Regions from separate parts of the Homo sapiens genome. Here region 2 is linked to region 1. A link is a loop called in an ENCODE intact Hi-C map of the cell type or tissue named here. Cell type or tissue: PC-3. All regions are shown on one strand.

Region 1 (5,000 bases):
TAGTTAATAATTTGTTAGTTTGCTGCTGCACACTATGAACTACCAGATTTTACATTTTTTTAAAGAATACCAGCTGAATCTTTACAGCCATCGACCCTTACAGAACCAGGTAACTAAAATCTTTCCGATTTTCCTGAGGTTATATTGTCTTCAACCACTTCTAGAACCAATTTACATATCAACCAGGGTTCTTCTTTTAAATAACAGAAGCTGCTTTCATCTGACTAAGCAGCAGAGGAGTTTATTAAAACGATATTAGGTAAGCAGCCAAGTTGCTAGAGGGCTGGAAAACCAAGGTTAAGCTTCTATGAACAATAGCAAAAACTACACTGCAAAACTGGCTAAAGATAAACCACTCTTTGCTGCACATTCCCATCAAGCACTAGGATAAACTATTGCATAGTTCAATCATTTCCATCCCCCAAATTTGGATACTTCTATTATCATCGTCACGAGCAAAATAGATGCTATACAGAGACCTCTAATTCCTCACTTATGAATCAAAGTCTCGCACATTTGACTCTGGTTAGTGGAGCCATAGGAGCAGAGCAGGCTAGATAACTGAGTTTTCTTGGGTTTTATGCAGGGGAATCATACCTCATAAGGCTGGAAATTTTTTAAACATAGGGAGGATATCAAAAATCAGAAAACATTACAAATGGCCACTACATTCTTTAGTAAAGTCTCCCAAGTTGCTGTGGTTACTGAAGAAATATTTTTCCAGCTTTTTAGTCTTTTGGCTAATTCTAAAACTGATCCTTTGAAGTTAAACTAGGTGGGTTTCATTCTTTCTAGAACAGAACATTAGCAATTGCTAGGTTCATCATTTTGTAGAAAGTTTGCAGCTTGGCCACCATAATATTCTTTTTCAAGTAATCTGAGATTTTCTACAGTTAATGCCTAAGTTATACAACACTGTTCAAAGGATATGCAATACTTTGGATAGATTAGGTTCTGGGTTCTATGTAGTTGTACTAAAAATAGTTCTTAAGGTATATATATATATGTATATATGTAGATATAAGGTATATATACACACATATATAAGGTATATATATACATATATATATACATATATATATATATATATGTAGGATTTTTTGTAAATTTTAGTGATTAAACTTATCATTGTGTTAATCAACAGTGTTTCCCCCTGATTACTCAGGGATATTTCATATATGTTAGTTATAGTACTTTTTTCATAGAATGATGGCCACCAAGTTTACTAAAAAAAGAGCTTAAATTTCTTTCTACTAAATTCATCTAGATGAGATTTCCATTGTTTCTTGAGTCCTTGGCATCATCTGTTCTCTGTATTTATGTGTCCCTCTAATCAATTAATCTGTTTCTTCTCTCCTTCTCCCCATTTTCTTGCTATTGAACCTGTTATCCATGGCCTCTGCTATTTTTCAACTCTGATTGTAAGTATAAAACTGAAGAAAATAATGAGAAACTAGACAGCAGAGTACTGTATCAAATTAAGTCACACATGTTAAGCTTGAACAAGGAGAAATTTCCATCTTAACTTTGTAATAAGTATACAGGTTTTTTGGTATCTGTTTTCACAGGTTCTTATCACATCTTTGATGTTCTGGTTGTTAGAGAAGGTTGTGGCTCGGGACATTATACTACTAAATTGCAAAGTTAGATTCCACCAACCCATTTGAATCTTTTCCAGATGACTTTTTTTCCAATGTGGATGATTTTATGAACATCTGATTTGAAGTAAAATATTCCAGGATAAGCTGTATATCCAGCAGCGTACATTGAGATTGAGTCATAAAATAGTCCCACTATTCTTTTCACTATGGTTTTTTATTAATTTTTGCATGTATAATGTGATTAATACCTTGTACTAGGAGCATATTAATCATATCTTCTTTGCCATTTTACAAAAATTTAAATGTATACTTTTTATTCATCTGTGGGGATATATGACATTTAAAATAACTTTATGGCTTAGTATTTCCTTTGTAGTTTAGAGTACTTATTCGTTTAAGCTTTAGTGTGACTATAATGTATTCAACCCTTTGCTTTTGTCCTCAATATTTACTCCATTCCTGTGGTTCACATTTCCCTTTCCTTATGTATCATGTGTTGAAAATGAAAATATCTTGTCTGGGGTGGAGCTTAGCCATGGAACTAAACAAACATGCCCTCTCCTTCTGCTCTTAGTTGGTTTTACAGGTTAAGTTACTTAAGAATCCTGTTAAGAACAACAAGAACAACTTTACATATACCTTTCTGCATCATTATATAATCATAGTTAGTAAAAATCTCTTTCACTTCCTCCACCAGTGTACAATGTGATTCATTCACTCCTTTTATATTTATGACTCACACATCAGTAGAGAGGTTATTGAAAATAGCATACATATTCAAAAATGAAAGCCCTTGAATTTAGTGAAAGAAATTAAGCCACTTGAACAGAATTTCCAGTACTCAAAAGGAAACTGTGATGGGCACAGAAAACTGTGAACAAGGCATGTTCTTCTCATGTCAAGAGCAGAGTGCAAGAGAGAAAGCCCAAACAGGTAAACATTGCAAGCTTCTGATTATGCCTTATCTGCTGATATCTCCAAAGCAAGTTATATGGTCAAGTCCAAGGTCAAGAAGCAGGGACGTACATTCCATATACCATGAAGCCAAAGCATGTCACACAGTCAAACTCAACATCAATAGGTGAAAAAGCCTATTTCTCCCACAGAGGTGAGGAAAAAGAATGGCTAAATATTTGATCAATAATTATTTAATCTACCATACCACCCAGTATAAATTAGCTATCTTCTCTCCTACCAACCTTACTTTATAGTATCACTACTCTATTTTTTCTTCTTAGTGCATAAAACTCTTTGAAATTATGTTCATGTTTTTATCATTCACTATTCATTCAGTGAACAAATACCATCAAATACCTAATATATGCTAGGTAGCACTCTTAAGTGCTAGGGATATATCAGTAAATAAAACAGACAAAAATTCTTGTTAATTATCTTTTCCCCCTACTATAAAATATAAGCTCTAAAAGAGAAAAGACCTCATTTGTTTTGTTCACTGCTGTATTCTCAGTATCTAGAATAAGCCTGAAACATAACAGATGTTTAATGAAATGTTGCTTAATGAAGGAATGCCATTAAACATTTATCTAATCTAACTCTGTTTGTTCAAATTCCTTGCTCACTAAGCAGCTTTCTGATTGTGATTTGTTTCTAGCATAGGGGAAGCTTTTATGGTCAGTTTTATGAACTTGAGTTATTTCAAGTCTTCTCTTAAGAAAAAGATCTATGCCTGGTATTTTGATAAATCTGTACCTGCATAGCTGAAAAATCAATCCTTGAATGTAGTAAATTCACAAACGTAAAACCACCCTGAGCCTGAGCAACTTCTGTTGGTTAAGTAGTATACATTTAATTCCCTTCTAAGCAGATACAGTTATTAACAGTAATGCAAAGAGTTTTCACTTGGAATATATGGCACCTCACTTTTATTATTATTATTATTATACTTTAAGTTCTGGGGTACATGTGCAGAATGTGCAGGTTTGTTTCATAGGTATACATGTGCCATAGTGGTTTGCTGCACCCATCAACCTGTCATCTATATTAGGTATTTCTCCTAATGCTATCCTTCCCCTACCCCCCACTCCCTTACAGGCCCAGATGTATGATGTTCCCCTCCCTGTGTCCATGTGTTCTCATTGTTCAACTCCCACTTATGAGTGAGAACATGCAGTATTTGGTTTTCTGTTCTTGTGAGAATAATGGTTTCCAGCTTCATCCATGTCCCTGCAAAGGACATGAACTCATCCTTTTTTATGGTTGCATAGTATTCCATGGTGTATATGTGCCACATTTTCTTTATCCAGTCTATCAATGATGGGCATTTGGGTTGGTTCCAAGTCTTTGCTATTGTGAATAGTGCTGCAGTCAACATATGTGTGCATGTGTCTTTATAGTAGAATGATTTATAATCCTTTGGGTATATACCCAGTAATGGGATTGCTGGGTCAAATGCTATCTTTAGTTCTAGATTCTTGAGGAATCGCCACACTGTCTTCCACAATGGTTGAACTAATTTATACTACCACCAACAGTGTAAAAGCGTTCCTGTTTCTCCACATCCTCTCCAGCATCTGTTGTTTCCTGACTTTTTAATGATCGCCATTCTAACTGGCATGAGATGGTATCTCATTGTGGTTTTGATTTCCATTTCTCTAATGACCAGTGATGATGAGCTTTTTTCCATATATTTGTTGACTACATAAATGTCTTCTTTTGAGAAGTGTCTGTTCGTATCCTTCGCCCACTTTTTGATGGGGTTTTTTTTTTTTCTTGTAAATTTGTTTAAGTTCTTTGTAGATTCTGGATATTAGCCCTTTGTCAGATGGATAGATTGCAAAAATTTTCTCCCATTCTGTAGGTTGCCTGTTCATTCTGATGATAGTTTCTTTTGCTGTGCAGAAGCTCTTTAGTTTAATTAGATCCCATTTGTCAATTTTTGCTTTTGTTGCCATTGCTTTTAGTGTTTTAGTCATGAAGTCTTTGTCCATGCCTATGTCCTGAATGGTATTGCCTAGGTTTTCTTCTAGGGGCACCTCATTTTTCATTGAGGATCCTGCTTACTTTAGATACATCATCTTCTTTGCTTCAAGGCTTCTGCCAAAAATAAATAGTTTAATGATAAGATATGAGTCATTTCTCACTAGGCTCATACATAGCACCACAGAAGGTATTGGCAAATAGCTAAATAAATAGATACCGTTACCAAGTTTTGAGTCTAATGAAAATTTATCTACCTATTAACTTTGGTCAGTTTAGCTATTTCAAGAACTATGTCTTAGAGTATGTATTTACTGTATAAAACCAAGTAAAAACTTAAAAGATTCTCAGAATAGATGTATTCCATAGATATTTGAACTGCATTATCAACAGTCAGCACTTGGAATGTTCCCTGCCCTCCCCCTATTATCTCTGAAGCCATAATTTTATTTTTATACTCAA
Region 2 (5,000 bases), 53 kb after region 1:
TCAGCAAATTGTTTATCTCCTCCCTTATAATTTGTTCCACTAAACCCTGTGTATGATGTGATTATGCTGTGTTTCTGTGCTATGTACTTATTTTGTTACTTGTATCTGTAATATATTTGTGGATGTTTGGTTGCGTATATACACTAAGAACTGGCATTTTAATACTATTTTATGTTTTCTGAAATCATTCTGATCAAATGTATGATATTTCTCTAATAACTGAGTAACAACATCAGTTATAAAACTATAATGATTATCATCTCATCTTAGATGATTTAGGCCAGAAAGAGTGACTTTACTGTCATTCAGTTGAAAGTACTATTTGATTTCCTAAATTGTCTCATCTGGAAAGTTTTTTCTAGTGGGCTTCAGAGACATAATATTCTTTATCCTTCAACTCAGTATTTTTTTTTCTCTTTCTCTCTCTCTTTAAAAAAATTAAACAGCTCGATCAAGTCATCCGCCAAAGAAGCCTGTCCAGTTTGGAACTGTTCCTCTCCTGTGCACAGAAACAGTTAAGTGCTTTAATAGCTACGGAACCAGTTGACATTGAATAAAAAGAACATGACAAACCCACACTGGCATTGGATAAATCATATTACACCTTCAAAATACACACTCTGAATTATAAAGATGTGTTTGTTTTCTTTCCAAATCATGTAGAATTGATTTCCAGTTCAAGGATAAACCAAAACAATATTTAGAACTATCAAGTGATCTAATTTATTTTCTTTTGGTTTCTTCTTTACATTTACTGTTATTTTATTATTATTAGTAGTAGCAGCAACAGAGTATGATATGACCCAAAAGCCATTGTAAAGTGCCACATTACCAAAATTAATTAAGTAAACTTTATAGCCTGTGGGAGTCTATTATATATTATTTTGCAAAAGTAGTAAATATATTATTGTTTCATGATGACTCTTGATGAGATGCTAGAATGTAACCATACATTTATCTTATTTTGAGGATAGAAATAGCATGGATTTCAACATCACTTATTTATCTGTATAATTGGAAATAAAACACCGATATGATAGAGAATCATTCCGGCATTACCTAACCTCTTCTGCAGTTGGATCTATGTATTTTCATTGGTCTACTGAAAACAAACAATACAATTAAAAGCACTAAAGATTATTATATTAATTCAACTTTGATCTGATATATCACTTAAACTAAAGGGGTGTGTGTGGTGTATGCTTGTTTCCTATTTCTGCTCTTTAAAGATACTTTGAATCAATAAAACCATTAGTCTACAAATCAAATTGTGAACTTAATCTCTAGAAAGAGAATATAACTCAGCCATTTATAGGAATTTAGGTTCAAGTACAGGATATATGAAATCTTTTCCCAGTATTTCAGAATGTACTTAATTCACAGGCAGGATGCTTCAATGCAAAATCATGAATATTTTTAATTCAAAACTAAAATGTCATTAATATGTATGTATGCAAATGTTTTATCTTATTTTCTGAAATGCATCTACTTTCATGGGCTTTGTACGTTTCTGAGATTTCTCAGTGTAATAAAAAGAGCTCCCAAACTTATTTGGTTGTTACTTTTTGTTTTTTTTTAAATTTCTTTAAAAAATATATTTTATTTTTTTTTAGAATTTTTCTTTCTCAAGTTGAAATTTTCTATCCTAAGTCGTTTTATCACTCGAATATTTTAAGAACAAGACTAGCCTTCCTTATAGACCTGCTTGGCCTTCTAGCCCTGCTAAATTTTAATTGTAGATCCTTAGACAAGCTGCCTAACTAGTTAGTTAGACAAGCTGCCTAACTAATTTGAGTCTCAGTTTTCTCATTTGTGAGGTAGAAAGAGTGATTTTTATAGGCTATTAAAAAAATAAATCTTGTAAAGTACCCCATATAGTGCTTGCTGGTATAGCCTCCAGTTTATAATAATTTCCCTTTCTCTGGAAATTAATCACAAAATACAGGTGTGAGTACCTACAAACAAGTGGCTAAAGCATAGCATTCTGCCCCTCTAACCTTGACTGACTGACCCACAGGTGAAGACCTGACCCCAAGTGGGCCTCTTATGAAAAGTCTTATGGTGACATCACTTCAGCTTCCTTACCATAGGGAGACAGACATGAACCCCTATTTCTGAGGTTAGAGGTGACCCCAACCCTTTTTTTCCTGAGTCTCAGATTCTGTGAGATACCTGAATATTCTTCCAATATGTTATATTGAATATTCCAATATTCTTCCACTTAACTTTTTTCCCTTAAGCTAGCCAGAGCCAGTTTCTATTATGTGCAACCAAAAAACATTACCCAAAGCAGTCAAGCACAGATCCCAGCAAGTAATCCCTGGATACTTGGCACTTGTTGGCTTCTCATTTCCTCTACCGTACCAATCCGCATCCAAAATGGGAACACTCTTTGATTTATTTTAAGGAATGTTAAAAATATAACTGAACCAAAGCCTCTATTGTCTAACAAAGCCAAGTAAATCACAGATACCCAAAACTATGAACAAACAGTGCCCTATTTAAAAGCTTTCTGTCACTCAGAATCTAGAGTAGAGGTTTAAACTCAGCTTTGCTGAATGCTGACTCACGTTCCATTTCAAAGGAGGCTTACTCAGTGATTGCTTTGAAATCAAAACCAGAACAATGTCCCTATGATTGGTGTTATTCTTCAGTGAGTCAGTTATCTATTATTATAACTTCTTTTTTTTTATCTGACAATTAAACTGAACGGAATCAGGAAATGTTCTCTATATTTAAAAGAGTAATACATCTGAATAATAAAAAATGTATATATAAACCTGGAAAATATTTATAAAACTCCCAAAGAAAAGGAGACTTTGATCAAAGCACTCTGCCTCTAGTCTTCTGTTTACATACTAGTAAACAGCTCTGCCATATCTCCAAAGACTCTGCTAACAAAAAGCAGAAAGCCAATGTGTTCTGAATCCACAGGCTCCTTACTTGTAGGCATCACCATCAGCATCACAGTAAGTGGATGTTATCACTATATATGAGAGCCCACAGTTGTGACTGCTGGGCTCTTTTTTTAAGCCAGGCAAAACTAAAACTGTTCTCTGAATTTAACTGATAAACACATTTTTAGCCCACCCAGTCCCCCATAATCCACAGGCTACTTGCTCACCAATCATTGGTATATATAAGTAGAAGGGAAAGAGCAGGTAGAATTTTCTTTGATCTGGTTTTGTTTTCTTACCCCACCTTACCAAGCATTCATTCTCAACAAGTTGCTCCCCCTTAAATTGTCCCCATTCCTGGGGTCACTATATATTGAACTTTTCCTATGGAGTACTTATATAATTAAATAATGTTTTAATTGTTATTTATAATTAATAATTTGTGTTTTTATTTATGTCTGCCTCCTCCTAAGCAGAGAGACCACATCTGTTTTGTTTGTTATATCAATGCATTTCATAGTGCCTAGCCTGTAGTGAGGACTTAGTGTATAATTGAGTTAATAAATAATTGAATCAATCAATAAAACAATTATTGCACCTGCAATGTAATTAACCAACTAATTCCCAGCTAATAGATTCTGACTACCGCTTTAAAGGATTTAGCTAAAGTTGCTGTGTTTCTGAATGAGATCCTGTAAGAAAATTAACGCTCATAAAACAGTAAAACCTACTTTCTATATAAATCAGTAAAATTTCTGAAAACTCTAAAATGAACTCTGCATTTCCAATGATACTCAAATGACTAAATCACATTGATTGAAATGTGCTACCCAAATTTAGAAGATCCTCTAAATATAAGTAGGGAAGAACATATGGGAAATTATATGTGAAATCATTTCATATGGTGCTGAGTTGGGCCTAGCTACAAGAGTAAACAGCGTCTGCTTGAGAGGGCCATAGAACAGCATTAAACCTACTGGTCCGTCAGTTTGGAGTTGGAACACATAGGGAGCAACAACATTTAGAGGACAGACTGAGTGCATAAAGTTTTGTGATCAAGAGTAGAAGATTCAGAGGGCCCAGTGGAAGTTATGTGTAAAGAGAGGAGAGGTGCTTAAGATTGGGTCAGATCAGGGAATGTCCAGAGCAGTGTATGAGTCCTGGTGATAACGATGCCAAGAATATCTGACAGTATTTTTCAATTCATTTCTGACTCTGAATTGTGATACAGATTGGCCTTGTTGTGAGAAATACACAGAAATCAAGAAACAAACTTATTCAAAAGGTAGGAAAATTTGACTCAGTCCTGGCAAACATTCGGTTCTCAGAAGTCTGGTAGCTGATTTAAAAAGAAAAAAAAAATGAAGCCACAGAATGTACAAATTGCTGACTTCAACACAGCTCAGATACTGAAAATAGATAGTAGAAGATTTCTTGTGACAAGATATATATGTAATGAATTTTGAGTTTTGTCCCTTTTATTGAGGTACTTTTTTCTGAAATTGTTACAACCACTAAACAGCACTACATTTTTTGAAACATTTTTCCTATAGTATTTTTTGGTTTTTTGCCTGATTAGCTGCCAAATGTAAATGTTTAATTCAACTCTACAAAAATGTTTAACACTTAGTGATTCAATTAGTAAGTTTATACCTATGGTCTCAGTGAGCTATTCTTTAAAATTCATTATATGTTATAATTTTATAGGCAAACTAATATGTTTTTATGATTCTTGGCTTTTTATAGATAAAAATAAGCAACAATACATGTTTTTCTTATAATTTTCTCTTTTTTTCTTATAAAGCAGGAAAAAACTTCTATATTCTGTGTCAGTTGGTTGCAGTTATAGAAAATGCAGTAAACTAGGTAGAAATATCAAATAAGATTTTTATAAAACTGGTCTGTATGGTTCCAAGCAATCCAGATAAATAACCAGCTACGGTCATTGAAGAGTAAGATGTATTCACTTCTATGTGAATGAATTCAAAGTGCAACAGTGATTCTACTTAATATAAATCCTTTGATATACTGGCATTTCCGCACAGGAAGAATACTTGTGTTCAGAAATATGTGTTTTATGCCTATTCCTTAGAATTTTAGATG

The links. A loop is a pair of places that touch in the nucleus more often than their neighbours do. Peaks named below come from ENCODE experiments on the same cell type or tissue, not always from the same donor. Only the 100,000 strongest peaks of a DNase experiment are listed, where the experiment ranks them.
Region 2: it touches region 1 in a loop (2.3-fold over the local background); 1 of 110 quality-filtered maps calls a loop at or near these places.

The regions. Positions count from the first base shown.
Region 1 is chr12:28,495,872-28,500,871 of GRCh38, forward strand. The region is part of intron 12 of CCDC91 (coiled-coil domain containing 91); the gene reads left to right. Among named protein-coding and RNA genes, the nearest start is that of CCDC91, 310 kb to the left of the region's middle. In PC-3, no CTCF peak of the experiment used is centred here; a DNase peak (open chromatin) is centred at 2,170; H3K27ac peaks cover 1,499 bases.
Region 2 is chr12:28,548,617-28,553,616 of GRCh38, forward strand. It overlaps CCDC91 (coiled-coil domain containing 91), which reads left to right. Exons shown (of 13, transcript NM_018318.5): 13 at 447-1,550. The coding sequence ends at 557. Among named protein-coding and RNA genes, the nearest start is that of CCDC91, 360 kb to the left of the region's middle. In PC-3, no CTCF peak of the experiment used is centred here; a DNase peak (open chromatin) is centred at 2,565; H3K27ac peaks cover 1,154 bases.